2 separate regions of the Homo sapiens genome follow, and region 1 is linked to region 2. A link is a contact called in ENCODE Hi-C or POLR2A ChIA-PET data. All regions are on one chromosome and are shown on one strand. The core of a region is the stretch at or near the end of the contact, and the rest is flanking DNA. Distances in the headings are between cores, read along the strand shown.

Region 1 (3,336 bases), core at 267-2,766, 37 kb after region 2:
TTTTACAACCGCCTGACCATCACCTGATGGTCGCTTGACAGTCCTGGTGTATGGGGTAGGGGAGGGCTCTCTCCTGTCCTGCTCATGTCTGACTAGCTACATGCTCTAACAATAGGAGACTCTGTCTCTACAAGAAATAAAATGATAAAAAACTTTAGCTGTTCATGGTGGTGCATGCCTGTGGTACCAGCTACTTGGGAGGCTGAGGATTGCTTGAGCTCAGGAGTTTCAAAACCAGCCTGGGCAACATGGTGAAACTCCATTTATACAAAATATACAAAAATTGGCCGGGTGTGGCGATGCACGTCTGTAGTCCCAGCTACTCGGGAGGCTGAGGCGTGAGTATTGCCTGAGCCCAGAAGGTTGAGGCTGCAGTGGGCTGTGATTGCACCACTGCACTCTACCCTTGGTGGCAGAGAACACCCTGTCTCAAGGGAGGGGGGGGAAAAAGCAGAGTTAATTAGGTTTGAAGAAGACAGCCAAAGAAAACAAAGCAGCACCTCACACAGGAATGACTCTGAAATTACCTGCTCTCTTGGTTCACCTGTTAGTGGCTTCCTCCACAAGGAGACAGTCAAGAAATCTATCTAAGAGGCTACATGGAAGCACTGTGGAGTCACAGAGCAGAGCATCTTCCCAATGTGTATAGCTCTGGGGATCTTCAGGGGTCAGAAGTGTCCAGGATTAAAACAAGATCCCTAGCATGTACAATTCGAAGGGGTAAACCTGGAAGAGAAGATGTCACGTTCTGGGTTTTGCCCAAATCCCAACATTTGCATCAGCTCCTGGGAGAGCATCAGGGCCTTTCTCCCATGATTACAATTCATGAGACCACAGTTTTGTATTATAGCTCACCTCTAGCAGGTAAGTTCTGTCTTCCTTCCCTCCATCCACCTGCCTAAATCTCTTAGTGGGAGAATAAATTGCTATGTATCGATTGTTTTGTTTCTCTTGACCCACACATTCTTGTCCGGCACTTGCTTTGCAAGGATACATTTGCGAGTAAGAGGGGAGGAAGTAACAAGTATTTTTATGCTTCATTTCAGGATGTGGCAGGGACATTTTTGATGGTTTCATTGCTTAATTTATTTGGAAACAGCATTAAACCAGCTTTTATTTATGAAAAAATTATATATGTTTGTGGGGGAGAGACTTTTACATGGATAAAGCTCACACCAGTTAATTAGTATTCATACTATGACTAGAAAAGTGAAATTTCTAGAAAATTTTAAAGCAAGAAGAAAAACTAAGGCATACAGAATTGCAGTTTGGTCTCTCTAGTTTCATTTTGTTTCAGTTCCTCATTTATATTGTTACCAGAGTAATCCTTCAGAAACACAAGCTTGATCCTATTACTCCTTCCTTAGAGTTGCTTCAGGGGGAAGCCCGCAGTGGGGTCAGGACGATAGACATGGATTTGGGTCCTCACCCAGCCACTTGCCCTGTGGATAATCTTGAGTCTGTTACTTAACTACTTCAGCCCTGCATTCGTCCTCTGTTGAGCAAGGATGATGACACCTCCCACCCGCACAGAGCCATCACATGGACCACATCGTGGCGTGTGTGTAAAGGGCCTGCAGCATTGGCACAGGGTGAGCATTCTAGGAAATGTAAGCTGCTGTGGTTCCAAGTCATTAATATGAAGTGTCTCTTCCTGGCCTGCAGGACACTGTCATGGCATCCATTATATGGTCCTTGCCTGGTATTTAATTTGATTTTTGTAACCTGTCTCTCCTTCTCTGTGTCCAGTTTGCTTTTGGCCCACAGTGCCCAGTATGTTGGAGGGAGCCAGAAAAGCCTGTGAAACTAGCACCAAACAGTTTTTCTTCTTTTAAGAGCTTGCGGCCAAAAATTTAACAGGAAGGGAGCTCAACTAAAAGATAGCTTGGGTATTTGGCTTTCCATTTCTCCCATTAGCACGAAAGAAAACAGAACCAGTGACTCTGAGGACATTCTCCAAAGTGAGAATGCTATTTCATGAGCTGCCACCTATAGTTCTTGCTGCCCACACTGAAAAAAAAAAAAACAAAAATCTGTGTGATTTGCCTTGAAATAAAATAGGAAACATGCAGCCTTTAAAGACTAGGATTTGACATAATACAGATCAAAATAAAATAAGTCATGAATCAGTAGGACTTTCACCCAGGGCTTTGAAGCCTTTATTTTTATGATTATTGCCACCGCAGAGCAGAGCCGGCTGCATAAACACCATTTAGAATAGCTGAAGGCTGGCATCGCATAAGAAAAATGGCAACCAGAGCGATTTCCCTGAGGGTCCATGAGTCCTAATTCTGTTTAATGTGACAATTCCTGAACAACTCTGGCTTCTTCACAGAAATATGCCTGGGAAGTTCTGGGAGCCTGGCTGCCTAGAGCCCGCCTGAGAGTGAACTAGTCTTCAGTGTTTACAGACAGAGTGACAATTCCTGAACAACTCTGGCTTCTTCACAGAAATGTGCCTGGGAAGTTCTGGGAGCCTGGCTGCCTAGAGCCCGCCTGAGAGTGAACTAGTCTTCAGTGTTTACAGACAGAGAAAATATATCCCTGGGGTTTAAAAAAATAAGTGGGTGTTCATGTAAGAGGGTAGGAATGGGGAGCTATTGTAAACTGCCAGCTTGGTCCTACTCATAACTCATTTTCTTTGGATTTGAGTACCTAAATAATTATTAATCCTTTCCCCCTTTGTGTTGGCTTTCTCTCTCTTCCATCTTCCTTTTCCTCGTCCCTACCCTTTCTGTTGCCATATCTGGCTTTTGATACCTCAGGGGTAAACATGCTCCTACTATTCAGTTTTCTTGTTGGGTGGTTTCTTGGGTTAGGAAACCATCTCTCTCCTGTGTCTGTCTAACACATTCTTTCAGCCTGTAAACTTGAAAACATCAAAGAGGAAGAAAATTCTAGAAAGGGAGAGCAGTGGTTGGGTAAATCAACATGGTTTGTTTGAGGAAACAAGTTATCATCAGCTTGCAAACCTGGGGCAGATCCCTTTTTTGCTTACAAGCTAATGTTGTAACAGGCATGGCTGGCATTTCCTGCCAAAGTTGGGGTTCAGCATTTCAGTAGGAAGTGCCAAGTGCAACTCCGCCTTCTCAGCCTTCCTTACTGGCATGCATCTCAGGCGATGTAAACCTTAGAATCTATGGAAGGGCATGTCTGGTGCAAATCATGGCGTGGCCATCCCTGTGTTTCCGCTCTCACTTGGGGTTTGCCACGCTCCCCTTTCCTAGACTCTCACAAAATAGCCACAAAATCCTCCAGAAATCAGTGCTATTTTCAGAACTGCTTCTACTTAGAATAATTCATTTCAATAATTACTCACAAATTTAGTGCCTAATT
Region 2 (3,482 bases), core at 850-3,349:
GATGGAACTGACCACCCACATTCAGATTTTTGGCGTTGGTGATTATTGAAATCAGTGATCCGTCATCCAAACTGTGATGGAAGGAAACCCCGTGCTCACGAGGGACTGTGCGTGAATATCAAAGGCCTCACTCAACCACATTCTGAACAAACTCAGAAAGAGACGGCCACATCTGAGCATACCCTGGGAATAATAAAGAATAACAACGATAAGAGGGGGACAAGCATTTCATCCAAACAGAGAAAAAAGTAACAAAAATTAAGTCGACTTTAGACTTGTTCTGTATAACAAAGAGACTGTGTTTACAGAACCTGTCAGAAGATTAAAACATCTGGGAATTAAAAAAAAATTTGGCTCTATTCCCAGGCCCCATAACACCAACCTACGTGTGGAGCCTGAGAATCTGAAGCATTAAAAGTTCTTCGATTATCAAGTAAGTTTATGAACCCTCTACAAAATTTGGGGGTTATGTAGCAACCCAAACAATTTTATGCTCAGCTGAGTTGCCTTTTGTCTGTGAAGCCAATCAGAAAGACATTCTCAGATGTGCAGGGGCTTAGGGAAGTATACAAACATGCTCCTTTCTTTAAAATTCATTTTAAAGACATGTCTTAGATGCTCAAGAGTTAAAACAGAGCTCAAGAGTAGCTAACATAAGCACCAGATTCCATAAAACTAGAGAGCAGTTTAAATTATTGTTATAAGTCTGATTAGCAAACAAATGCAAATGTCAAAAATTGTTCTTACAATAAACTATGTAATGGAAAGACAACCAAATGCCTGTATTCTGGATCTAAGCCTTAGAGTATTGCTAATGAAGATCAAAGAGGGAAGGGGAGATAAGGGTTGTAATGCTGCTTGTCCGAAATGGGATGGTATCAAGAAAAAGTTGTTTCAGTCTTTATTCTAATCCTCAAGAAGTGTTAGTGGCTAAAGAAAGGCTCTGAATGATGAGTACTAATAGCCGCCATTCCGAGAGGCTTATGAGGGAAGCAGCGTGCTAAGTACTTTACCTTAGTCACCTCTGCTCCCGGCCACAGAAGCGGGCGTCAGTCTCTTTCTCTTCCCACCTGCTGCTGAGTTCTTCAGGTTCCTTAAGACCCTGCAGCCAGTAGGCAGTGCAGCTTGAACTGACTCTTGTTTCCTACATTAATATGAAAAACTTAAAGTGAACACTGATAGATCCAAAAACATGTTCAGGAACTACTCAAATGCTTGGGAAATGGAAACGTGAACTCAGCACAAAGTAGACCCAAAAGAGTCTCAATACACTTTACTAATCAGGAAATAAATACACAGGGTGCTTCCCCTAAATAGAGTGCACTAGAACTATAGAAAATAAAATTTAAAACCAAACTACTTAGAGATAGAAAAACACAATTCAAATAACCATTGAATCCAACAAGAGGTCAACACTACAACTGTAGACTACATAGATAGTAACAAGAAGACTGCATAATGAAATTTGAAACAAGGATAAATACATACTTAGAGAAAAAAGTATGGCTTTATATATATAATAAATCATTTAAACAAAAGAAGGTGACAGAGAAACCAAAGAAAACAGTGGAAAATTGGAGAAAGGAATTAAGATAAATGTGAACCTTAATTAGAAAAAGAATGGTACAATTGATAAATCCTAGTGCTAATTTTTCAGGAAACCAACAAAGTAGACTGATTTCTCACAGATCTAATTTTCAAAATGAGAAAAAATATCTACCCATCTTAAAGAAGGGAGGGGGGGTGGCCAGAAACAGATGCAGAGGTGATTATTAAGTTTAAAGTGATTACTTGTATAATTTTGTGCTCAAAATTTGAAAATCTGAATGGATTGGATAATTTTCTTAAAAAATAGAATATACTGTAATTGATTCAAGCAGTTGAAAACCTGAATGGAATAAAAAACTTGGGCACTGTCATCAAAGAAGTTTCCTGCCCAGATTGTTTTGCAGACTAATTCTTTCAAACCCGCTAAGAACAGTTACTGCCCAAGCTAAATTCCACAGAGATTGTTCTGTGCTGACATCCTAATCCCGCACTTGGCTTTGGCAAGGAAGGGTGTCTTGGCAGTGACAGGATGCAACGCTGTCAAGGACATATTTAGGAAAAGCAGCTCCTTCTCCAGAGCTCATCCCTCCTCCTGGGCGTGTCCACTGATGTGCAGATGCTGACGGCCCCTGTGTTTCCTCAGCTCTGAGCCAATAGAGGAGGAAAGTAAGCATGGGGGAAAACAGGCCTGCATGTAACACCCATGATGTCTTCTAAAATTTGGTGATAAAAACAAGAGACAAGAAATTTTTGGCCAGGCGCAGTGGCTCACACCTGTAATCCCAGCACTTTGGGTTTTTTTGGTTTTTGTTTTTTGTTTCGAGACGGGAGTTTTGCTCTTGTTGCCCAGGCTGGAGTGCAGATGCAGTCTTGGCTCACTGCAAGCTTCGCCTCCCAGGTTCAAGTGATTCTCCTGCCTCAGGCTCCCAAGTAGCTGCGATTACAGGCACATGCCACCATGCCCAACTAATTTTTGTATTTTTAGTAGAGAAGGGGTTTCACCATGTTGGTCAGGCTGGTCTCAAACTCCTGACCTCAGGTAATCCGCACACCTCAGCCTCCCAAAGTGATGAGATTACAGGCATGAGCCACCACACCCGGCCTAATCCCAGCACTTTGGGAGGCTGAGATGGGAGGATCGCTTGAGCCCAGGAGTTGGAGACCACCCTGGGCAACACAGTGAGACCCCCATCTCTATTAAAGAAGGGTGGGGGGATTCCTTCATTAATTTCCTCAGAAGTTAACCTGGAACTTTGCTTGAAAGGGAAAAGAGGCGTGTTCAGACATCTGGATTGATGCCATTTGTGAATCTGACTTTCATGAAATTCCTTAAGTAACTCCACCCCACATAAAACAAATACAGACTGGGCATGGTGGCTACCCGCCCTAATCCCGCACTTCGGGAGGTTGAGACAGGCAGATCACTTGAGGTCAGGACTTTGAGACCAGTCTGGCCAACATGGTGAAATCCCATCTTTACTAAAAATACAAAATTAGCCAAGCATGGTGGCACACACCTGTAGTCCCAGCTACTCAGGAGGCTGAGGCAAGAGAATTATCTGAACCTGGGAGGCAGAGGTTTCAGTGAGCAGAGATTGTGCCACTGCACTCCAGCCTGGGCAATAGAGTAAGACTCCGTCTCAAAAAAAGAAAAAAAAAAAAACTGCTGTGGAAAATCAAATCAGTGACGTGAATGAAGGAAAAAGTTATTCTGCAGACACAGCTGGGGCCAGGCCTGCCAGGATTTTACACAGTTGTGTTTGATTAAGTCCTCCTCAACCACCTACAATAATGGATAGGATTGTGATAGATAGGAGGATATTCGTGTTTATTGATGGGAGAATTTGAAACATAATCAAGATAGGGGCTAGTTTTTGTCATGTGAGGAGAAGTGTGCCAGGCATTAGGGAGGTTCCTTGGGTTACCTCTGGGAC

What was found. A loop is a pair of places that touch in the nucleus more often than their neighbours do. ChIA-PET counts read pairs that join two places held with the same protein, here RNA polymerase II (POLR2A). Pooled maps may share reads with other maps.
Region 1: a loop to region 2 is called in a map of heart right ventricle, with 2.2 times the contacts of the local background. The contact joins two enhancer-like sites. A Hi-C loop is called at or near these places in 9 of 168 maps with a recorded cell type or tissue (CD4-positive, alpha-beta T cell, aorta, heart left ventricle and 4 more) and 5 of 50 pooled maps. POLR2A ChIA-PET finds 5 or more read pairs at or near these places in 3 of 52 experiments (BJ, HEK293T and Panc1).

What each region holds. Positions count from the first base shown.
Region 1 is chr7:36,262,900-36,266,235 of GRCh38, forward strand. All of the region lies in intron 3 of EEPD1 (endonuclease/exonuclease/phosphatase family domain containing 1), which reads left to right. Among named protein-coding and RNA genes, the nearest start is that of MATCAP2, 100 kb to the right of the region's middle. Within about 2 kb of position 1,517, at least 13 of the 41 ENCODE cell types and tissues checked have a DNase peak (open chromatin) inside an H3K27ac peak, as active enhancers do; they include heart right ventricle, where a contact is called at or near this core.
Region 2 is chr7:36,225,337-36,228,818 of GRCh38, forward strand. All of the region lies in intron 2 of EEPD1 (endonuclease/exonuclease/phosphatase family domain containing 1), which reads left to right. Among named protein-coding and RNA genes, the nearest start is that of EEPD1, 74 kb to the left of the region's middle. Within about 2 kb of position 2,100, at least 8 of the 41 ENCODE cell types and tissues checked have a DNase peak (open chromatin) inside an H3K27ac peak, as active enhancers do; they include heart right ventricle, where a contact is called at or near this core.